Linked DNA regions of Homo sapiens: all the other regions are linked to region 2. A link is an interaction called in ENCODE POLR2A ChIA-PET data of the cell type or tissue named here. Cell type or tissue: PC-9. All regions are shown on one strand.

What was found. ChIA-PET counts read pairs that join two places held together with the same protein. Peaks named below come from ENCODE experiments on the same cell type or tissue, not always from the same donor. Only the 100,000 strongest peaks of a DNase experiment are listed, where the experiment ranks them.
Region 1: POLR2A ChIA-PET joins it to region 2 with 8 read pairs; 3 of 35 experiments call an interaction of 5 or more read pairs at or near these places.
Region 3: POLR2A ChIA-PET joins it to region 2 with 7 read pairs; 2 of 35 experiments call an interaction of 5 or more read pairs at or near these places.

The regions. Positions count from the first base shown.
Region 1 is chr9:124,449,989-124,457,988 of GRCh38, forward strand. It overlaps ADGRD2 (adhesion G protein-coupled receptor D2), which reads left to right and starts at 463. Exons shown (of 25, transcript NM_001395425.1): 1 at 463-522; 2 at 1,317-1,447; 3 at 1,622-1,714; 4 at 2,103-2,166; 5 at 2,522-2,734; 6 at 3,047-3,688; 7 at 4,011-4,109; 8 at 4,496-4,581; 9 at 4,855-5,139; 10 at 6,634-6,745; 11 at 7,484-7,618. The coding sequence starts at 1,679. LOC105376270 (a long non-coding RNA gene) reads right to left here and starts at 3,663. Exons shown (of 3, transcript XR_007061771.1): 1 at 2,295-3,663; 2 at 1-1,834. RefSeq lists enhancers at 88-612, 613-1,137, 1,138-1,662. In PC-9, no CTCF peak of the experiment used is centred here; no DNase peak of the experiment used is centred here.
Region 2 is chr9:124,524,690-124,532,689 of GRCh38, forward strand. NR6A1 (nuclear receptor subfamily 6 group A member 1) reads right to left here. Exons shown (of 10, transcript NM_033334.4): 8 at 2,090-2,211; 9 at 32-184. Among named protein-coding and RNA genes, the nearest start is that of NR5A1, 21 kb to the left of the region's middle. In PC-9, no CTCF peak of the experiment used is centred here; a DNase peak (open chromatin) is centred at 3,292; H3K27ac peaks cover 1,412 bases.
Region 3 is chr9:124,674,448-124,682,447 of GRCh38, forward strand. All of the region lies in intron 2 of NR6A1 (nuclear receptor subfamily 6 group A member 1), which reads right to left. The region is part of intron 1 of MIR181A2HG (MIR181A2 host gene); the gene reads left to right. Among named protein-coding and RNA genes, the nearest start is that of MIR181A2, 14 kb to the right of the region's middle. In PC-9, no CTCF peak of the experiment used is centred here; no DNase peak of the experiment used is centred here.

The DNA.
Region 1 (8,000 bases), 75 kb before region 2:
CTCCTCTGGAAAATGGGTACGCCTGCCCCCAGCCCTTCCTCGCAGCAGGTGGAAGGTACAGGAGAAGCGTCCTGTAGGGAGCCGGCTCAGGGCAGGCAGTAGGCCAGGCACTGAGCGCTCCCTCCTCCACGACCATCCCGGCCTCCGAGAGGCCTGGGAAGCCCCAAGACCCTTCAGCTTCCGCTAGTTTGCTTTGGATCCAAGTCTCACAGGTGGCCCCTTCTAATCGGGTGACTTTAACCAATGTGTTTGGGGGAGGTAGTGACAACAGGCCCGGGGCGAGGGACTGAAGGTCTCCTCCCACCCACCTGGAGGCAGGTCTCTGTCTGGCTGGGCCGGGTGGGGGGCCCAAGAGGGCGGGGTGGGGAGCGGAAAGGGGCGTGGCCGAGGGGCGGGGTCTCCCGGGCCGAGGGGCGGGATCTCCTGGTATCTGCCAGAGCCCGCCGCTGCCTCCCCGACTTCAGTCCCCGCAGATGCCTCGCAGACGGTGAACGGCCACAGGCGCCAGGCCAGCCATAGCGGGTGAGGAACTGGAGCTGGGAACAGGGGAGGGACCAGCGGATGAAGGGGAGGCCCCTGACTCAGGCCCATTGGCGCCTCGCGGAGGAGGGACGCGCAGTGGTGGGCAAACTTCGCATCTCCCTCTCGGGCCTCAACGAGTGTTTGGAGAGCAAGAAAAGTGGGCGCCAGGGGGCTTGAGGGCGCGAATCCAGGCAGACGTGAACGAGGGAGTGCTTTTCAGAATCCAAAACGCGGGAGCCTCCCAGTCCTCCGGTGAGGGGCGTGTTGGATTTTCGTGCTGTCTGGAAAAGGGAAAAGGGGTGAATGATCACTGGTGATGGCTCAGATGCCGTCACCAGGTGGCATGAGGCCAGGTGTCAGGACACCGTGTTTTCTCAGGCACATTTGTGTAAAGCCAGGGCTGGAGCAGAGACCCAGGAGGCTCTTCCCTGCCTGCAGAGCCCCCCAGGTTGACGGGAGTGACCCCAGATCACCCAGGGTTAGGGTATCCCCGCTGAGCACAGCGTCTGGCTGTGGCACACCCACCAGCCGGAACCACAAGCTGAACCTGGAGGTGGTACTACTGAGAGACTGGGAGGCAGTCCAGGCAGGAGGGATGGCATGGTCACAGGTCCAGAGGAGGGAAACTCAGAAATGGACGCACCTTGGGGAGCAGGGGAAAGGTGGCTGCACGGAGCAGCGGTGGACAGGTGAGGCCAGAGAACTCGGCAGAGGCCTGATGAAGCAGAACCTTGGCGGAGAACCTCAAGGAACACAAAGCCCACCTGGACCTGAGCTTCCCCCACCCGCTGCAGGGACCCTGAGCTCTGTTTCGCCCCTCTCTGGCCAGCGACTGCTGCTGCCTCCCCCTCTCCCAGCTCTCCAGGGCGACAGTGTTTCCCTGCTTCGGTCCTGAAGGGGCTCCTGGAGACCATCTTTTGTGCAAGTAAATGTCGTCCCTACTAGGTGGGCCACCCCATCCTGGGCTTCCAGCCCACTGGTTGGTTCCCAGCTCAGTGGGGTCTGGGAGTCAAACAAAGGGCAAACGGACCCTGCAGAAGTCCAAGGGCGAAGCAAGGCAGGATGCCCAGCTGCTTTCCTGCGACTTTTTTTTCCTCAGTCCAAGTTGGCCTGCCTGTGACCCCTGCTGTCTGTCACCTGCTCCGTTGGATCCAGGATGGCACCGTGGTGCTACTGTTTCCTCTGCCTCCTGGTACCTTCACTTCTGGGAGGGCAGTGCCTGGGAGGAAGTCAAGGGGACTCACAGCTTCAAGGGTTCCAAGTGGCCATCCTTACCTCATAAGGTCACTGCAAATGTTATCCAAGATAAGTCCTGGCACAGACGGAATAAAAGCACTCACTAAGGGTGACCCCTCTTACTCATCAGCCTGTTTACTCCTCACACAGGGAAAAGGCTCAGGGCAGCAAAGGGCCCTCCCGAGATCACACTCTGAGTGGTGGGATTTGAATCCAGGTCTGACTGCAGAGTCTGCAGCTTCCACTGAATGCCCCCCTCCCACCCACCCCCAGAGTAGGCATTCAACAACTGCAAGTGTGAGGGGAGGGTTGTCCCAGCCCCCACCTGTCTTCTTCTCTCCCAGATCAGGAGTCTCTCTGGGACCCCCTCCAACTCCCCAGGTGAATCAAGGAACCCTTGGGCCCCAGGTTGGTATGAGGGATCCCCCCAGGGAGGGTCCCAGTCCCCCAGCTAAGCAAGTCTGTGATCCAAGGGGTGCACTGGCCTAGAATGCAAAGGAGGGGAAGAGTAACATTTAGTTCCACCCCCACCATACCAGGCCCTGCGAGGAACGCTTCACTGGTTTCCGTCTCATTCCTGCCATTGCGCAGATGACGAAAAGAGCTCTGCAAGAGGACAGGACTCAGCAGGCCATAGACATGGGCGGGTTCAGCCCCATCCAGCCCGAATGACTCCAAGCCCAGTGTCCTTGGCTCCGCCCAGCCCTGGAAGAGTCAGATGCCCACAAAATGCACCCCCCACCGTCTCTCTTATCGTTTTTAGCCCCCGTGGCCGCCGGCGAGGTGGTGAAGACTGCAGGTGGGGTGTGCAAGTTCTCTGGACAGCGACTGAGCTGGTGGCAGGCCCAAGAGTCCTGCGAGCAGCAGTTTGGCCACTTGGCACTGCAGCCCCCTGATGGGGTTCTTGCTTCACGGCTGCGCGATCCGGTCTGGGTGGGCCAAAGAGAGGCCCCTCTGCGGAGACCCCCACAGAGGCGTGAGTGTGGGCCCCTGGGAAATGGGAGCAAGGGGCAGAGGCTCTGGTGACCTTCAGATATAGGAGCCCACAGTGACAATATTTGCAGAATGAGCCGGGAGTAAGACCCCATTGCATCTCCAGGTTCCTTTGCCCTGGACTGGGCGTCGGGGCTTGACTCTTGGGCAGGGGAACTCTAGCCCCCATTTCCTCCTTCCCGAGGTGGGGAGGCATCCCAAAGCCTGGAAGGACCCCACCGCTGAGCCAAAGGGCAGGGGCAGGACCATGTGCACAGGTGAGGAAACTGAGGTCGCAGCCCACGTGTCCCTGCAGGTGCGCGCACCACCGCCGTGCTGGTGTTCGACGAGAGGACGGCTGACCGGGCGGCGCGGCTGCGGAGCCCTCTGCCTGAGCTGGCAGCGCTGACCGCGTGTACTCACGTGCAGTGGGACTGTGCCTCGCCCGACCCCGCAGCGCTCTTCTCCGTTGCCGCGCCCGCGCTGCCCAACGCGCTGCAGCTGCGCGCCTTCGCCGAGCCGGGGGGCGTCGTGCGCGCTGCGCTGGTGGTGCGTGGGCAGCACGCGCCCTTCCTCGCAGCCTTCCGCGCCGACGGCCGCTGGCACCATGTGTGCGCCACGTGGGAGCAGCGGGGCGGGCGCTGGGCGCTGTTCTCCGATGGGAGGCGGCGCGCTGGGGCGCGGGGGCTGGGCGCCGGCCACCCGGTGCCGTCCGGCGGCATCCTGGTGCTGGGCCAGGATCAGGACTCTCTGGGCGGTGGCTTCTCGGTGCGTCACGCCCTCAGCGGCAACCTCACCGACTTCCACCTGTGGGCGCGGGCGCTGAGCCCCGCTCAGCTGCACCGGGCACGGGCCTGCGCGCCGCCCTCAGAGGGCCTGCTCTTCCGCTGGGACCCGGGCGCCCTGGACGTCACGCCCTCGCTGCTGCCCACTGTGTGGGTGCGCCTTCTCTGTCCCGGTACGACCCGCCCCGCCCCGGCCCCACCCCATGGCCCCGAATCCTTCCCTTCCGACCCTGGAACTCGACCCACCCCTTGCCAACCAAGCCACGCCTAGCTCTGGCCACGCCCTCTCCAGGCCGCAGTGCCTGCAAGCTCCAGCATAAACCTGGTCCCAGCAGCCTGGGGGTCTGCGCTCGTCCCCCGGCCCCCTTACCCCCACCCCGAGCTGGCAACAGTGTCCCTCTCTCAGGTTTCACATTGCCACCTAACCCCGGGGCCGTGCGTCCTGGCTCGCCAGGGTCCCCTAGGGAGCCCTGACAGCTCCCCTGCCCCTGCCAGTGCCCTCCGAGGAGTGCCCTACGTGGAACCCGGGACCTCGCAGTGAGGGCTCTGAGCTCTGCCTGGAGCCGCAGCCCTTCCTCTGCTGCTACCGGACAGGTGCGCCCTGGCTGTACCCCTGGGCTCTGCTGAAGGGAAAGCCGGTGTGGACCGGAGTAGACTGAGAGGGGGTGAGCTGCTGGCAAAGTCTGGGAATTCAGAATAAACTCAGAGCTTCAAGGTCTCCATGGAGTCTAGGCCACAGAGCAGTGGGTCCAGACGGACCTAAGGGTGAATCGAAATTGTGTGACCTTGGGCAAGCTCTTTTGCCATTCTGTGCCTCAGTTTCCCCATCTAGAACACCGTGTGTAAGACTCTGGACACACAGCCATCAAGGTGCTCTTCCTTCCCTGGGCAGCACGTGGTGGGTGGAGGTCACTGAACAGGCTGGCATCTCTGGGCAGGGGTATTGCCCGGGGCCTAGCCTGGCATCCACTCCTTTGCAGAGCCCTATCGTCGGCTGCAGGATGCCCAGTCGTGGCCTGGCCAGGATGTTATCAGCCGAGTCAATGCCTTGGCCAACGACATTGTGGTGAGCTCCCTCTCAGGGGCTGGAAAGCCTGGGGGCTCCATGGGTCACCTCGCTGCACCTCAGTTTCCTCCCTTGTAAAGGGGACACCCACCTGGTGTGTCTGCAGGAATAAAGGCCATTCAGGCTCCCTATTCTGTAGCCCCTGAGAGTTGGCGGCTTGTGACAAGTTTAATGGGTGCCCACCAAGAAGACCCTGGCAAAGCCCAAGTGTGGCCCTTGGGGGGATCCCCTCATAACAACCAGACCCAGAGTCAGTGGCTCCTCTGTCCACAGCTCCTCCCGGACCCCCTCTCCGAAGTCCATGGGGCCCTGTCCCCAGCGGAGGCCTCCAGCTTCCTGGGCCTTCTGGAGCATGTCCTGGCGATGGAGATGGCTCCCCTGGGGCCGGCCGCACTGCTGGCTGTTGTCCGCTTCCTGAAGAGGGTGGTGGCCCTCGGGGCTGGGGACCCAGAGCTGTTGTTGACAGGCCCCTGGGAGCAGCTGAGCCAAGGCGTTGTATCTGTGGCCAGCCTGGTCCTGGAGGAGCAGGTGGCTGACACATGGCTCTCCCTCCGTGAAGTGAGGCTGGCAGGGCTGGGTGGGGCAGGGGCCTGGGCTATGGTTCCAGCCTAGCCACCAGCTGGTTGTGTAGCTGTGGGGGAGTCAGCATCTAGCTATGGGCTCCATCTCTGCGTCTATCCTGAAAAGCTTCTCTTTTGTCTATTTGATAAGTTGAACTTCCACAAACAATTGCACTTGAGGCTGGGCATGGTGGCTCACGCCCATAATCCCAGCACTTTGGGAGGTTGAGGCGGGTGGATCACTTGAGGTCAGGAGTTCGAGACTAGCCTGGCCAACATAATGAAACCCTGTCTCTACTAAAAATACAAAATTAGCCAGGCCTGGTAGCGGGCACCTGTAATCCCAGCTACTCAAGAGGCTGATGCAGGAGAATCACTTAAACCCAGGGGGCGGAGGTTGCAGTGAGCTGAGATCACACCACTGCACTCCAGCCTGGGTGACAGAGTGAGACTCTGTCTCAAAAAAAAAAAAAAATTGCACTTTAACAATAGCTTCTGTAGTTAAATGAAGTGATTAAGAACCACCAGTCAGTAAGAGCCTCCACCATCTCCAAGAACCTGCTGACCACCTTAAGTGGGGGATCTATGCCAAGTGGACAGTCCACCTTGTCTGCCTAAACAGCCCAGACACTCTGGACAACATGAGAGGTGCTATCCAGATGGAGAGGCTGTTGGAAACCTTGTCCTGGTGGAAGTGGCTGTCGGCCTGGGAGTGATCAGCCCAGAGCAGGGAGGGAACGAGAATCATGAACAGTGCCTGCAAATTATCTGGGGTTGAAGGAGCAAACCTGGTCCCCCTGTGGGCCTCAGAGGACAGAACTGGGACTAGGACATGGGGGTAGGGGAAGACGGCATAACACAGGAGGCTGGTTCTATGGAATGATTCACCATGGGTAGTGAGCTCCCCGTCCTGGGAAGTGTGCAAGCCCATAGTTGATTAGGGATCCGAGGCACTGCAGTAGACTGAGGAAAGCCAGACTGAAGCTCAGTTTTCTTCCCTGGGGAATAGGGATGATCACGCCAGCCTTGCTAAGGCAATGGAGAGGCGTTAGGGATGAACAGTGTGACTTGCCCAGCACAGAGTAGGTGCCCCATGAATGCAGGTTCCTCTCCTCCCTCCCCTGCTCTCACCACCCCCATCCATGGCTTTCCTTTTGGAATCTCAGTGTTGAGCACCCATTACAGGTCTAGCACTGAGCCACAGCAAAGGGGTAGGCATGGCCCAGCCTTCGGAGTGTGCCCTGGTTGGCAAACAGGAGGATGGGGTGGCTTGGGAGATAGAATTGGATAGGTCGAAGGAGGCTGGGGCAGGCAGGGCTTCAAATGTCAACCTGAGGACCCAGGACTTGATCCTAGAGTCCTTAAAGAGCCACGGAGGGTCTGGAGAGGGCAGGACCACCTCCCAGATCATGGAGCATTTATCCCAGCGCTCAGGGCAGGCGGCAGTGGGGTGCAGAGTGTGACAGAGAGCTGAGATGCAGCGTCCTCCCAGGTGATTGGTGGGCCTATGGCCCTGGTGGCGAGTGTGCAGCGCCTGGCACCCCTGCTGAGCACCTCAATGACCTCAGAGCGGCCCCGAATGCGCATCCAGCACCGCCATGCTGGTGAGCCTGCACCCACCTGCCCACACGGCTGGACTCAGACCTCCCTCCTCAGCCCTGGTGACTGGGAGCTGTCTGAACTTCCACAGACACTCCATTCTATTTCCTGCCTTTGCCCATGCTGTGCCCTGCATCCAGAATGCCCTCTCTCCCTCGATCTCCTAGCAAACACCTATACATCCTTCAGAACCCTGTGTGGGCCTCACTCCCTCTAGGAAGCCTTCCTGTTTTAGCTCTCTCCTCCTCTGAGAGACAGTTCCTCCCGCCTCTGTTACCCCAGAACCTTGAACATGTCTTTCATTGCATTTCTGGTAATTACATAATGGAATTATCTCCCTCTATGGGACACTCCTTGAGTGGTAAGGCTGTTTCTGAGCCATCTCAGCATCTTGGGGCCAAGCCCAAGTACACACTCCGTGAATGTTTGTAGCCTGAATGGGGGTGCACCTGTGGTGAAGCTTCAGGTACAAACACGTGTCCTTCGGGTACCCACCAGTTTCTGGTGACTCATCAATATTCAGGTCCTGCCTCGCGGTGACCGCCCCTCCTTCTCAGTGACCCCCTTCCCCTGGAATTGGAAAAGTCAGATTTGCCTTGGGCAAGTTGCTGAACCTCTCTGAGCAGGAATGGTGGCCTCCTAGGCCTATGGCAGGAAGGAGGGATCCAGACCCTGCTAGCTGGGCCTGCTCAGCAGAAAGACCTCACTCCGAGGTCCAGCCACCCAGCCCCATTTACCCCCAGGCCTGGAGGTGCGGAGCTTACGCTTGAGGGAGGCCAGCACGAGGGGCTGCTTATTCACAATGCCTGGTGGGCGTCCAGAGGGGCCCGGCCATATCCACATTCCTGCGAGTGAAGTGAGGCGACTCCTCAGGAAAGGTGGGTGAGGATGAGGGGGTGTCCAGAGCCCTGTTGGGTTCTGGGTCAAACCTCAGCTCTAACTGTCGCTAGCTGTGCTACTCATCTTTCAGATCCTCAGTTTGCTCGTCTGTAAAATGGGCACATTACTACTTGCCTTGTGGCTTATGAGGTTAAAAGCACCCACCACAGAGTGGTGTTCACTTACTCTCCTCCACCGAACCACACACATCTTCCCTCGGGAGTGGGTGGTGGAGGAAGATCCCCTATGCTTGATGCCATGCAGGGGTGGGGGATTAGGGCAAGGGGCAAAGGGCCTTGGAGTTGTGAGGTTCAGCACATGGACTGTGGCTGCTTGGAATTTTGGCTCTTCCACTTCTTAGCTGTGTGATCTTAGGGAAGT
Region 2 (8,000 bases):
AGGGTTGGGAGCCCAAGACCCAGAATGTTACCTGCAATATATCGAATCTCAGGTAAGCACATCATGAGATCAGGAAAGCGGTTCGGCTGATGTGTGTATTTATATTCAGTAAAATCCTGGCAAATGTACCAGTATCGTTTATTCAATTGTTCCAGCTGTGAGGCACTGGTCAGACCCCTGATATCTGTGGAAAAAAAAAAAACACACACACACATACAGGGAATGGGATGGGCATTCTAATGTGGAAGAAACACCAGCTCCTTAAATATGTTCATTTTTCAACTAAGTTACTAAACATTGTCACAACAGGAGATCTCCTCTGATAGGGAGGAACTAAGTTCTACCTAAGGGAAGAGAAATGAAGAGAGAGAGGAAAAAAATACAGAGGACAGTAAGCAGACAGAGCCCCTCGAGGGTTAAGGCTTCTCTCAACTTCATACCAAACTCCCAAAACAACCAGAGAATACCAGTAAACACTAAACAAATGACTGAATAACCTACCTTTCCAAATTAATCCTTCACAATATCTTTAAATTTGCCCTTCGCTGGAACCAATCAGAAACCTTGCCAATACCTACACATTCATGCTTGTAAAACACACACACACACACACACACACACACACACACACACAGCACCCTCCTATGCGCTTCTGTTCTTAATCTTCTTCCTGGGCTGTCCCTCCATTTTTTTTAGATAGGGTCTCACTCTGTCACCTAGGCTGGAGTGCAGTGGTGTGATCAACAGCTCACTGCAGCTGGCTCAATAGATTCTCCCACCTCAGCCTCCTGAGAAGCTAGGACTACAGGGTGTGTGCCACCATGCTCAACTAATTTTTTAAATTTTCTGTAGAGATGGGGTCTCACTACGTTGCTTGGGTTGGTCTCAAACTCCTGGGCTCAAGTGATCCTCCTGCCTTGGCCTCTCCAAGAGTTGGGATTACAGGCATGAGCCACTGTGCCTGGCCCCTCCATTTTTTCTAAATAGATCTCTCTCTCTCTCTCTCTCTCTATATATATATACACACACACACACCTTTTTTATATATAGAATATGAACATAAATATTCTATATATAAATCTTACCGGCCCTTTGAGGCTCAGCTCAGATTTCTCCTTCTTCAAGAAGTTGCTACTGTTCTCCCCCAATCTGAGGCACAAGTAATACGTCAAGTGCCATCAGAATGTATACTTCTTGAGACCAGAGACCTGAGTCTAAGTTTTCTCAATGTCTTTAATGCTCAGCACAGGGCTTGGCCAAAGGGAAGCATGCAGAACACCAGATAAATGCATGAATGGTGTAAAAGCAGGAAGAGGTTTGGCCAATGTAGGGGTGAGTAGGCCAAGAGGAGAGGAGCTCTGGACTGGAAATGGGACACAGGACGAGGGCACTTGCAATGCCACAGGCAGCAGAACAGCCCAGTGCCACTATAGGAGCAGAGTACACATTAGCTATTTTGGAAAAAAGAGAATACAACCCTCCTCCCTATACTGGTTTTACCAGCAGCTGCCAAGTGCCCCTTTGCAGGTAAGATACCACATAAATCACATCTGGCATTCTTTTAATTAAAAGCCATGCTTGATTGTGTGTATGTGTGTATGTGTGTGTGTGTGTGTGTGTGTGTGTGTTTGTGCACCCCTGCTCTGCCCTGAAGGGGCTGTCAGAACCACTGCCAGCCTGTCACAGAGGCCTTATCTCCAACAGTTTCATCAGTCACTCTGCTCTTCTTCAGTCACTGGTAAACTTGGTACATATTTAAAATGACGCATGTACTGTCCTTGGTGTCTGTGTGCAAATGCATTAAAACTGACTAAACAAAGCGAATCCTCTTCCTTCCTCTATGAGTTATAGAGATTGTGGCATTTCAGTTTGAAGAAAAAAAAAAATCCAAAGCATTCTCGCATTCCCTGTACTATAAGGGTCAGGGTGATGACAAGGGGGTGCACAAGTCTTCCTGGATTGAAACCCAGATGGTGTGATGGATTCTGTGTGATAGTCCTGAGGGTAAGGAGGGGTGAAACAGGAGGGCAAATGCTCACTGCCTGCCTCCCGCACTGCAAACGTCCCTTTTCCCACCCCAGCCACTCACCTTGATTTAGGAAGTTAATTGCTTTCATGCAAGCATACTCCTCGTTGCTGACCTTTAGCTGATGGAACTTGTGATAGAGGTAGATGAGCCGCTCGATCACCTCCATCCCTTCATCACTAAATCTGAGGAACAGACACAGGTGTTAACAGTTGGCTGTGACACCAGTAGGGGCCAGGAAAGGGCAGCCAGAGAGCTCCTACAGCTCCTTAAACAGGCTGAGCTTGGGGGAAATGGGATCCAAAGCCACTTGGGAAGTACAGGCAGATCCATGCTTTGTCTACAGGCCAACGTAGCTCATGCAAGCTGCTTTTTCCAAGGTCAGGTAGAGTCAACCTAGGTTCAAATCCAGCTCCATCACACACAAGCTATGAGATCTTGGCAAGGTCATCTGACCCCTCTATGCTTTGAGGTCCTCCTCTGCAAAATGATAATGCTTGCATTCTTGGGCTAACAAGGGCCCAAGAAGGTCTGGGATATAAATGTGGAGAAGTACAACATTATTAAGATACAGCTATTGTAGAGATTCAGCCTCTGGTATCAATGGCAGCTGCCATGGTGACTCTATGTGAGCCTCTGCCACACTGCAAAAAAAGCTGCTGATTGTATTTGCTTGTGTTAACTGTTTCCAGCAGAGCTGAGGTTATGCATAGTGAAAATTTTTATTGGCATCCCTGACTTTGGCAGGAGGGAGGAAAACGTTAACTGAGTTTCCATACCACGCCATCCTCTGTGCTGGGCACTTTGTGAGCATTATCACATTTAATTCTCTCAACCCTATGAGCTAGGTGAGATAATCATCAGCACTGTACAAATGAGCAACTGAAGTTCAAAGAAGGGAGGGTCTGGTCCACAAATACAGTTAATTGGTGACAGAGTAGGAATTTGGAACCTGAACCCAAAGCCTTGGTTTTTCCAGTATCTAAGGTGGTGTACCCTAGCAGAAGTGGCTCAAAGCCCCCATGCTCTTTTCTTTGGGTCTAGGAGTGAGCTCTCTGAGGAAAGACCAAGTTTTAGGCAACGGAGCCCCAGGCTAGGCCACCCCAGGGGATTAATGTTTTGGGTATACTTCATACCAGAGATGGAGATACCATAAAACCAAGGAGGCAAACACTTAATCAGGAAGCAGGAGTTTATAAAAGACGAGGTCAAGTCTGGCCTGAGTCATTCTAGGAGTGGCCTGGCTAGTGGGCAGTGGGTCCCAGAATAGGCCTTAGATACAGCTCAGTCACAAAGAGAAGCAGCTTAGCTTCAGGCATGCTTCCTGGTGAGATCTTCAGATCTGCGCACTACAGGCCTGTGCCAAGCCAAGAAGGCCCTATCTGGGTAGGGTCCAGAACACCTGGGGATGAACTATTGCTTTCTGGAATCTACTGCTTTCTGTGTTAACTTTGAAGGCTTTGCAGGCTTAGGCTTCCTGGACAAGCAGGACACTTTCTCTTGCTTGGGGAAAGCCTGGCTCTGGTTGGGGCCAGAGGCTCCTGCCCTTTTTAAGTACCAAGGGGAGCCTCAGCAGCAGGTAGAACTAGTTCTCTGTATCCATGGGTTCTATATCTCTGGGTTCCACCAACTCCATCAAAAATATTTTTTTTACAAAACAATACAACAATAAAAAAAGACAAATTTTTAAAACACAATATAATGGCTGGGTGTGGTGGCTCACACCTGTAGTCCTAGCACCTTGGGAGGCTGAGGTAGGCAGACTGCTTGAGCCCAGGAGTTCACGACCAGCCTGGGCAACATAGCAAAACTCCATCTTTACAAAAAATACAAAAATCAGCTGGGCATGGTAGTGCGTGCCTGTGGACCCAGCTACTCGGGAGGCTGAGGTGGGAGGATCACCTGAGCGTGGGAGGTTGAGGCTGCAGTGAGCTGTGACTGTTATCACTGCACTGGCCTGGGCAATAGAGTGAGACCCTGTCTCAGAAAAAAAAAATAAAACAAAAAACCAAAAACCAAACCAACCAACCAACCAACCAAAAAACCTAAAAAAGAAAAAAAACAACCTCCCCCAACAAAAAACCAGTGTAATAACTATTTACATGGCATTTACATCACTTATATCGCATCCAGTATTATAAGGATTCTAGAGCTGATTTAAAATATATAGGAAGATATGCGTAGATTATACACAAATACTACACCATTTTATATGAAGGACTTGAACATCTGTAGATTTTGGCATCCATGGGGGTCCTGGAAGCAATCCTCCACGGATACTGGAGATGACTGCACATGCAATCTGGAACGTTGACCTTCGGCCTTGGCATGGCTCCTAGTATGAGCTGGGGATTCTTTTAGCTGATTTGAGCTACTATGGCTGACTCAGTTTCTCTCTACCTGGCCCAATGGCTTTTACAACTTTACTGATACATTCCCAGCCTGGCCGATACATTCATATTGAATAACCACAATAACCACCAATCTATAATACCGTTTCTACCACTCTACCATTTGTTGAGTGTCTGCTACCTGCGAGGCACATTAAGTATTCTACATTTAATCTTATTGATATTCCCAATAAATTCACAGAATGGATACAAATCATAACCCCCTTTGTTTACATGTGGAAATGAAGGCTCAGGGAGTTATTTACTGAGTCTCTATTATGTATTAGGCCTTTTCATATGCATTCTTACACTTTACCTTCCTGATAACCTGGAAGGATACATAGTAAGTATCACTTCCATGTTAGGGATGAGGAAGCAGAAAAAGAGATGGCTACCCCAAGGTTGCACGGGAAGTAAATGGTAGTGGTGGTGAGGCCAATGTTCAAACCTAGGTTTTCTAATTCCAAGCATATGGACTTTTCTCAGCACTACACTGCCTACCCTTGATCCTGTCTTGTTCTTAGCTGCTACCTGGAAAAGGCTAACCACATACTACCACAGGGGACCTCAGGAGTTGTGTCCCCACAGCAACTCAGAGCAGGGCCCAACCTTGGGAGGATGTCAGGTCTGCTACAGTGCACAGAACTGCCACTGCAAGTGCCTCCAGGATGCTAAGACTTGCAGGAGGCGGTGTGCCTGGGAGTGAAGACCACTCCTCATCATAGCACTGTGTTGGATATTTATGTTCTTGGGAGTGGGAAAAAAAGTTCTTTACTGCCAATTTCTTTCAGTATCTGACTGGAGGGGTGGGGATGAAATGGGGTAGGGCACAAAAAAGGAGGACACAACGGGAGAGGCAGTGTCAGCATCTGTCTGGTGGCCTAGTATGTAGCAAGCAAAGATAATGCTCTGTCCTTTAATCAGCAACCCCTTGCCCCAAGTGTTCACTCTGGCACTCCAGACCCTGCAGGTGTGTGGCTATCAGCCAGACCCCTAGCCAGGAGTGCCAAACCTGTTCCTGGCTGACTCTTGACCTGAGGGACACAAAGGAGTTCCCAAGTGCCTGGCCTGTCCATACACCCTAGATCTGCCCTTTCTCTTGCGGACAGCACATCCTTCTTTTCCAAAATTCCTCCAACAGGCAGCCACCGTGGACCCCCAGCAGTGATGGGGGCTGGCAGCCAGCCTAGCAGCCCCCACTCAGTCTCCACAGCCTGACTGCAAAGCTTTCCTCCACACCCCGCATCCCACCCCTTGATAAACAAAGTTGTTCTCTGTTCCACGGGCCTGCCTTTGCCTGCAGCCGTGCCTCCTCCACATCTGCCCACTCCAGTTTTAATGCCCCTGTATTCACTGTCTACAAATTATCAGCATTCAAAGCCAGAAAGTTGGACAAACACACCCATTCTTCTTCTAGGTTCCCATTACACAAGCATGCTGGGACAAGGAAAACATTCCTGCCAGGATCCCCCAAACCACTGGACCATTCAGTCAGCAATTGAAACTGACACTATGTAAGTTATGTCCCATTAAGGGGGCTGAGAAACTCAGTTGTCTCTTTTTCATTGATCTAAATGCACCTACCCCCAGGAGTGGCCATCAGCCACAACCTTAGAGAAACTGCCATCTCAGCACCCATGTAAAGACTCCAAGACGAAAACTAAGACTAGTTTCAGGACAAATTCCAGAAAGTCAAACCTTTTGAAAATGCTCTGGGAAAATAAGAATTTAGTATAAGGCAATGTTAAAGAGGCTGGGCATTGGAGCACAACAGATACAGGTGATAAACTTAGCTCCATCTCTATCTTTGTAGCCTTTAATTTTCACCTCTCAACCTCATGCTCCTCATCTCTAGAACAGGGATAATATTAGTGCCAGTCACACAAGGTAGCAGTAAGAATTCAACAAATAATGTATGTAAGGCACTTAAGATAGAATTTGGCATAATTGTTAGCTGTTATCATTACAAATAGCATCATCATCTCTCTCCCATTATTGTAGCAAAAATAAAAGCCTGTTTCCTGAGCCTTATAGTTAGGCAGGGAAGCTGGGAGGCAACTTTCCAGAGATCTAGCAGAAATGGAGCTGGTGCTCATGAGATAGAGGTACCCATTAAAGCCCATCTAGCTCAAGGCATCTTCTCCTGAGAGGAGTCTTGATTAGGGCCAGGAGCAGTCACTGGCTGGTGCTACAATCTGCTTTAAATCAAATTCACCCGGTTCACTGTCTGATAACGGTGTGATTAAGGAATATGGGCACCATAAATTTGATTCAATATTTGAGAAGAGAAAAGGAGGTGATCATGTATCATCTGGGAAAAGCCTTTCCATGACAGCAGGAACTCACTTGCACTCAAGAGTTGTGAAGAAGTAAAGGCCATCTGGGGGAGTGGGAGCAAGGCAGTAGCAGGCAAGGTAGGAGAGTGCTATGGCCAATTACAGACTCCACAGCCTGGGTTTCTAGCAGAGCGGTTACTGCTTTCCAGTGGTTAACCTGACTCTAGAGGTTCTTCCACTTCCTATGACCTCCTAGGCAGTCCTACATGCACCTCAGACTCCACAGACACCTAAACCAAACTCAGAGTTACTCATCTCCCATCCTGATCTTCCCTGCTCCTTCATCCTGGCTAAGAAAATTGGTGCCCACCTGCCTGGCTAGTCCAAAAAATCAGCAGTCATCACCAACATTTTCCACTCGCTGAAGTCCCACTGACTTTATCTCCTTGACATCTCTTGGCTTTGTGCTCCACTCTCTGTCTCCACAGTCACTGCTGCTTTGTCCAGGCCTTGTTCCCTTTTACGTGGGCTATGGAACAGCCTCCTTCCTACCCAGCCACCATGCTCCGGTCTTGTCCACGCCAATCCATCCTGAACTTTACTGCCATAGAGATCTTTCTAAAATGCAACCTGACTCTGTAATTCCTCCACTTAAAAACTTCCCAAGACTTAATACTAGTTACACAACAAACCCCAAATTATTTAGATTGACATTTGAGCACCTTCATGACCTGTCTTGCCTGTATCTTTCTCTCTAGTCAATTCTCCCCTCATTTCTCTGTCTTAGATACATTCTCTTTATACCCTAAATCCACAAAATTGCTTTTGATTCCCTGCACATAGCAACCATCCAGGATCTCTAACTTCTAGGACTTTGTGTTATCTCCTGCCTTCCTTCCTTCCTGTTCTCTACAACGTTCCTAGAAATTCCCACTTCAAGGTGCAGCTCAAATGTCTGTTCCTCTGGTAAGTCTTCCCTGACCCTGTGAACAGACGTACTCACTCCTTGGTCTATGCTTGTACAGTTCTCTTCGGATGCCCCGCCATCTCCACCAACACAACCCTGCACTGTAAGCTGTATCTGCTTCTTTTTGCCTCCCAGTCCACTAAATCAAGGATAGGGACTCTGAGTCAGAAACCATGTCTGCATCACCTGTGATCCCAGCTTCCTCCCCACAAAACACATGATACTCAGTAAATGGCCATGGAATCAGAACTAACATGTTGAAGTTTAACTGTTATTTTTGCATCGATGGATTCCACAGTAGAGTCCTAACAACAAATCCATTCCTATTCTCAGAAGCCACT
Region 3 (8,000 bases), 150 kb after region 2:
TGTCTTTCTATTTTCATCTGTAAAATGGGAAAAATAATAAGTATCTATCTTACTGGGTTGTTATGGGGATAAGACAAGCCCTCTTTTAAGTGCTTTACATATAAAGTCCTAAAAATAAAACCTGGAACATAAGTGCTATATAAATATTAACTATTATTATCTTAATAACAGAGGTACACATGCTTTGAGGCTGCTGCACATCAAAGAAATGAATTTGGACATAAGCAACTTAATATTTTTCTTGTATTTAAGAGAGGCCCAATGGAAATATTCATATACCCATCTTCAAAAATGGGAGGAAAAAAGGCTGAAGGAATAGCAAATTACAACACAGGAACTATATAACTACTAAGTAAATGTGACCTCATCCATCCAGAAACAGGTATGAAGGAAATGTATTTTCTAGCTCCGCCTTAACCATGTAATCACTCAGATAAAGGAGTCCTACATTCCAGAGAGATAGAGGAAAATGATTTTTCTTGCTCTTACCTTACAACAAACTGATAACCAACACAGCTAACCTTTGTGCGTTCTCACATAATTTTTAAGTGAAGAAAACATCTCTTAGGACAAAATAATCAATTCTGGAAGCTTTCTTAGAAATGCCTTCCTGCCTTATACTAGTCTTTTCTTCCCATACTCCACAAACTTCATCCCTGGGCAAGTCAGAAGAGGTATCTAAAGACGCAAAAATGCAAGCAAGTAAACATTCTTTAGAACTGAAAGGAAATCCTATGCTTGTTCTTACTTAGAAAGTTATGGAGTTAATCCTGTGGACTGGCTTATGTTGCTGACTTACAAAGCAAACAAAATACTAAATTGTATAAGCAACAAATAAAATCAGTGAATTGTAATTTATCTGTCTAAGAGTCTGTGCCTCCTACCAGACTGTAACTTCTCGAAAAAATACTTTATTCATCACCAGCATCTAGCACATTGCCTGGCACACACAGAAGGTGTTCAATAAGTGTTGACTGAATACAGTCAGAGAGCACCTCCTCCTTGTACAAGGTACTGTTAGGTGGCAGACAGCCAATAATGGTTCACTTAGGTTGATGTCAAAGATTTCTGTTTGAAATTTAAATAAAGCCAGGTCTGGCTAAAGAGCTGCAGCTGTAGTTGTACCTGCTCTCAACCCAGATTTATTCCCAATAGCAAGGCTACCCTCTTCTGCATGCCTGCTGATATTTCTCTCAAATGATGAGAAGCCACTTCCCATGTGGCCCTAGTGTGTAATTCTTTCTGCTCAACAAAGGAGGCAGTCTAGAATCTTTGGTCATAAAAATATGATGGTTAGCAACAGGAAGCAACTGCTGGGCAAGCCTGGTACACTTCCAAATGAAATCTTTCCATCTAGAATTCTCAATTGAAGGTGCCAAACTCAATCCAGAACATCTGGATTTGCTCCTCTGGCTTCAAGCGTTCTCCAAGAGAGGCTAGGAAAAAGTACGCTCTTGCCGGTACGTGTAGGTGTAATTGTATACTCAAATATTGTACTTTGGATAAGAGTCCAAGACTTGGCAAATGGATGGAATGTAGCACATGGAACTGCCTGAATAGATACCCACGCTAAGAGAAGGGTTTTCTTGCAAAATATAAACAGGCAAGGTGTGAATTGCCCCTCTGTGTCACAAGTTAGAAGAATTCACCCAGGAGAATAAGTTCTTAGGAATCAGTGGGGGAATAATGCTCAGAAGCATGTGACAGGCAAAACAGCACCATTCCCTAGGAAAACGGCAAATTTATCAAACAATAACTCTTTACTTCTCCTACCCCAATAAGATAAATATATGTGATTATAATTTGATCCATACAGAAAAAAATATTGAGCTGCAAACTCTGGCAAACAGACAGTGCTGAAATTAAACATTATGAGCTTTGGCAGCTGCACTATGTACTCTCAGATTCTTACATCATTACTCTGGTAAGGGCCCCGTACCAAGCTGGCATAGTTCTGATGTGGTCTGGAGGGAGACTTTCTTGCCTTTTATTTAAAAAAAAAAATGACCTACATATAGCCTCTTTTCATGCCACAGGGAAATAAATATTTTCCTTTCCTCCAGATTTTGTTTTAAATGACAAAGCCATACTGCCAAGTTATTAAGAAAGTGTTAGAAATTATTATGAGATTTTTAAAGGCCACTTAGTACAAGCTCTAAAAAGACTTCTAAAACAGTAGACTTCAAAAACAGGATCTCTCCTAAAGTAGTGATAATCCATTTGTGGCAATAAAGAATCAGTTTATAGAGTGATGATTACTTTCTTGTTTATATTCTGACATTGGAAGTTTAAGTATCCAGATCCTCAGTAACCTCAAATGCAAAATGAAATAGTAATGTCACCGTTTGGGACAGTTCTTCTCACAATATCAGATATATGGCAAGTCCTCAGTAAGTACTAGACAAACTTATGAACGATAGAACCTTTAAAATTCGTGACTAGAGCAATCATATACTTAACAGAGCTAAGTGGTTACCTTTACTTCACTCATATTCAAGACTGAAAAGAATTTACACATAAGCTAGTTTCAAGATCAAAACTGCGTTTGTCCCTTTCAACAACTGATACCACACAAACAAGACTTCATTCTCTATTTCCCTCCAGTGGCATCCAAGAAAAACATAAAAATTCCAAATCTCAAAAATAACAGGTTAAAGAAGAAAAAAAAAGGCCTTAGTGCTCATAAACTAGATATATAATTTGACATGTTTAGAGTGATAGGATTATGTTTCCTATCATGAAATATTTCAAATTTTCATATATGGTCAAAATAGTATAGTAACTACCAAGCTTTACTTCCAAATTATTATTACTATTTCCTTTCTTCTGGAGACAGAGTCTCACTTTGTCACGCAGGTTGGAGTGTAGTGGCTTGATCTCAGCTCACTGCAGCCTCAACCTCTCATGTTCAAGTGATCCTCCTGCCTCAGCCCCACAAGTAGCTGGGACTACAGGTGGGCACCACCATACTAGCTAATTTTTGTATTTTTTTGTAGAGACGGGGTTTCATCATGTTGCCCAGGCTAGTCTCAAACTCCTGAGCTCAAGCCATCTATCTGCTTGCTTCAGCCTCCCAAAGTGCTAGGATTACAAGCATGAGCCACTATGCCCAGCCTTATTTTACCTTTTGAGATATAATTTACATATGGTAAGGTAAACAAATCTTAAGTCTGATAAAGTTTTCTCATATGTATTATATATGTTAACTACTATCCAGATCAAAATATGAGCACACATTTATTGCAGCCCACAGGATTCCCTCGTGACCTTTCTCTCCAAAACATACTTATCATTCTAATCTCAGATAGTATTCCTTTCACCACTAATAATCAAATCCAGCCTTTACTTTCCTGTTTTCTTTATAGTTTGCCAATGTCTATTTCAATCATAAGTATTTTGGCTACAGTGACCCCATGAAACAGAGAAAGTCTATGTAACATGCAAAAGACCTTACAATTTAGAATGCATACAAGCTTCCCAACATTTTTAAAGGGACAGAAGACTCAGAATGCTACCGTAAAAGAGAACAAAGGGAAACATGGAATTCATTTTGACTTAAATCCTAAAGAAAATACACTAGACTGTTTCTTGAAAAAAGCCTGTAATGAGTATAGATTTCTAAATCAGTTTTGAGAGAATATTTGGCTGAATATTTAAACCTAAATGTTTTTATTGGCTGTCAGTAGGTATCTGAGTAAATCCCATTCCAATTGCATTTTCCTTAAAGTTCACAACCATCTTAAGGCCATGCTCCCATGCCTAGAGGCTGACAACCTTCCTAAAAGAGCTAGATTCCTACACGGTCTTAGCCCCAGTATATACATACAAATTAAAAGAGAACCCTAATCACCACTTTCTCTTGGAGTAACGTCCTAAGTCTGAATAATGTACATATCATCACCCTTCGTTAACTGTAGAACTTAGTATTTCAATCAAATGACACAACCTAGCTGATGTGACATATTTAGCAATGTGCACCACTGTTGATATGCTCATGCAAACCAAGCACTTCTGGGGACAACTGGAGAACAATGGAGTGAGACAGAAGATGTAAGTGTAATAACAAATGCAACAACCACCACCTTATCAGAAAGGTTGTTGGAAGCATTTACTAAGATAATACAAAGAAAGGCTGTTACTGTTCTTACCTCACCTCCTCAGACTTACCTGGACTAAGTTATGACTTGAGAGAAATGCTCCCCCTCCCCTCACTTCCAAATCCTGGAGCAGCACAAATAAGGATCTGCTTCTAACAGTCAAACTCTCTCTAGTTCATTTATATAACTGAATATCCCTGGACGAGTTACAAAGGGGATATTTGGATAAATTCTTTTAATCAGTTTGCTTTCATATAGCCTAGTTAAGACCTCACTCAGGAAATAAAATTTTAAGAAAGTAGTAAGAAAGCCCCAAAAGGGAGCGACCCAGTCCTAATAACTTTCTAGAAGCAAAAAAGTTATGCTGAGGGCATTCTAGGAAGAAAAGCAGCTGGCCCCGGTGGTTCGTGCCTATAATCCCAGCTACTCAGGAGGCTGAGGTAGGAGGTTTGCTTGGAAACTAGCCTAAGCAACACAGCAAGACCCCTGTCTCTAAAAATAAAAGAAAAGGCCCCCATTTTGCATGTGGCTTATAAAGAACTTACAATTCTCTGTCCTCTATCCTCACCTCAAGTTCCCATTCAAGATACTAGCTAGGTATTTATAGTTAGTTCCTTATATATACATGTTACTCTTGAAGTTAATCTCACAGAGACTGTACAAAAATAGAGCAATTTCCATAACTGGTTGCTTCTGATCAGTGTTCATTTTGGAGACATCGATAATCACCTGCCAATTACTGGCTATATTGTGACTGACATCTTATGGATGCTTTGTTCTCCAAACTGATTTGTTAAGCTGTAAACTGACTACTTCCTATGTTAAAACGACTAGCAAGCTAGACCTGTACAACTTTTTCTATCTGCCTTAATCTAAAAACTAAATGTAGTATCAACTCAACTCAGCAGATCCGCACCTGCCCCCTGATTATCTTGTCATAAAACCATCCGTAGGGAGCCAAAGAGGGTACTATTTAACAATGACACAATTGCTTGCAGTATAACATTAGCAGTATAAACAAAAGCATTTTTCATTGCTTTTCAAATCTTAAGAGTTTGAAAAAAGGCTGGGCACAGTGGCTGATGCCTGTAATTCCAGCACTTTGAGAGGCCAAGGCAGTGGATCACTTGAGGTCAGGAGTTCGAGACCAGCCTGGCCAACATGGTAAAACCCCATCTCTACTAAAAATACAAAAAAAAAAAATTAGCCGGTCATGGTGGCGAATGCCTTTAATCTCAGCTTCATGGGTGGCTAAGGTAGGAGGATAGCTTGAACCAGGGAGGTGGTGGTTGCAGTGAACCAAGCTCATACCACTGCACTCCAGCCTGGACAACGGAGAGAGGTTCCATCTCAAAGAGAAAAAAAAAAAAAAAGTAAGAGTTTAAAAAAAGACCTAACACCCACCAAAATTATGGATGCCTATTGCAACTTCCAAAACAGACAAGATTATAGGGTGATTATTTATATCTCAAAAGGAAATTATGAGTTATACATTATATGTAATTATACATACAGTCAAATGTGTTTATGTGTCTGTGTGTATGTATGTGTGTGTGTGTGTGTGTGTGTGTGTGTGTTTATGTATGTATATGTAAATCGTGATGTGTGACATTGAAAGAATGTTCCAAAAAAGGAGCTATTTCTTACAAATAGCTACTAAATGCTGAACCCTGCACCAGGCACTATTAACCTCTGCATCTGGACACTGTTTGGCATGCTGTATAACTGCTCATTTTCCCAAAACCATAAAAAAGCAAATGCCATGTGATTTACTTCTTATTCCCCCACAACCAGAATAAAACCCACATAGTAACAATATTGTCCAATCAATATCTATTAAATAAACTGAACTGACTTAATTATAAAAAGATAACCTTGAGCAGAGGGATCAGTGAGACTCAGAAAATACATAGTGTTTACAGTATGAACACACACAAAAAAAACGGAGTGTACAAAGTACAGAGGAAAAATGAAGTCGCTAAATATTTAGGCAATAAGCATTGATAGATCAACCTTTATTGAGCTCCACTGTACAAACGAGCCCTTAAATACTATGGTAAAGCTCCAGGGGGATGCCAAAATAATACACGGTTTGTCTCCTCTGCTATAGCCCACTGCAGCCATAAATGTTAGCTCTGAAGGGACTACGAGAGTTTCCCACCATTTGCCTAGAGTTTCCTAACATATGAACTCCAAAGCAGTGGTTCTCAAAGTATGGCCCACATATGTTTCCCAGACTCTTCCTGGGAGTCTGAAAAGTCAAAACTATTTCTATACTAACTCTAAGACATTATTTGCCTTTTTCACTATGTTGACATTTGTAATGATGGTACAAAGTCAATGCTGGGTTAAACTGCTGCCCTTGGCAGTAATTTAGTAGTGTCACCAAAATGTACCAGTAGTCACTGTATTTGTCACTGTCACACACTACAGAAAAAAGGAGGGAAAGCCATTTTAACTTAATAATGTCCTTGATGAAGCAGTAAGATTTAGTGATTTTATTCAATCTTGACCCTGAGCAAACATCTTTTAAAATATTCTGTGTGACAAAACAGTAGGTACACATAAAGCACTTCTGCACAGTGGCTGCTTCAAGAAGCAGCACTGGAGTTATTGTTACGTTGTAAGCTGAACTAGCCCATTTTTTTCATTGACTATCATTTTACTTACTAAACAAATTGTGGTTATTCACACTTGGGTATCTGATGGATATTTTCTTGAAAATGAACAAAGTGAGTATGTCACTTCAAGGAAAACAAGTGACAGTATTTGTTGCCAATGATAACATTTGAGCTTTTTTTTTTTTTTTTTTTTTGAGATGGAGTCTCACTCTGTCACCCAGGCTGGAGTGCAATGGTATGGTCTCGGCTCACTGCAACCTCCACCTTCCGGGTTCAGGCGATTCTCCTGCTTCAGCCTCCTGAGTAGCTGGGACTACAGGTGCATGCCACCACACCTAGCTAATTTTTGTATTTTTAGTAGAGATAGGTTTTCGTTATGTTGGTCAGGCTGGTCTTGAACTACTGACCTCGTGATCTGCCCACCTCGGTCTCCCAAAGTGCTGGGATTACAGGCGTGAGCCACCACACTCAGCCCAACATTTGAGCTTTTAAGCCAAAATTAGAATTTTGGGATATTTTTATCTGTCACTGTGAGCTTCACAGGTTCCAAATATTTAAAGATGTATCTGATGAGTTCAATGATATTTACAAACTTAATTTTTTGATATTATGAAATGTGTCAATATTTAGAAAATCCGCATAACTCAGTGAACAAGTATTTTCCAAATGACCAATGTATGATGTCACAAAATCATGCTTGGGTAAAAGATCCATGAAAAATGCAAGATAGACAAATGAATTTTAATAAAATCGAGTATGAAAAGTTCATTGATACAGTTTCTGATTCCATACCGCAACTAACCTTTGTTTTTTTGTTTTGTTTTGTTTTGTTTTTTGTTTTGTTTTGAGAGGGAGTTTTGCTCTTGTTGCCCAGGCTGGAGTGCAATGACATGATCTTGGCTCACTGCAACCTCCACCTCCTTGGTTCAAGCGATTCTCCTGCCTCAGCCTCCCGAGTAGCTGGGACTACAGGCGCCCACCACCATGCCCAGCTAATTTTTTCTTTTTGTATTTTTAGTAGAGACAGGGTTTCACCATGTCGGCCAGGCTGGTCTCGAACTCCTGACCTCAGATGATCCACCCACCTCGGCCTCCCAGAGTGCTGGGAATACAGGCATCAGCCATCGCGCCTGGCCGCAACTAACCTTAAAACTACCAAGTATTAAGATCTAGTACGGTATCAAAAGAAGAATATGCAAAATTGTCTGAACTGACTATTAAAAAATCTTTTTTTATATATCTACGTAAAACCAGATTTTCTTCATATACTTTAACCCAAACA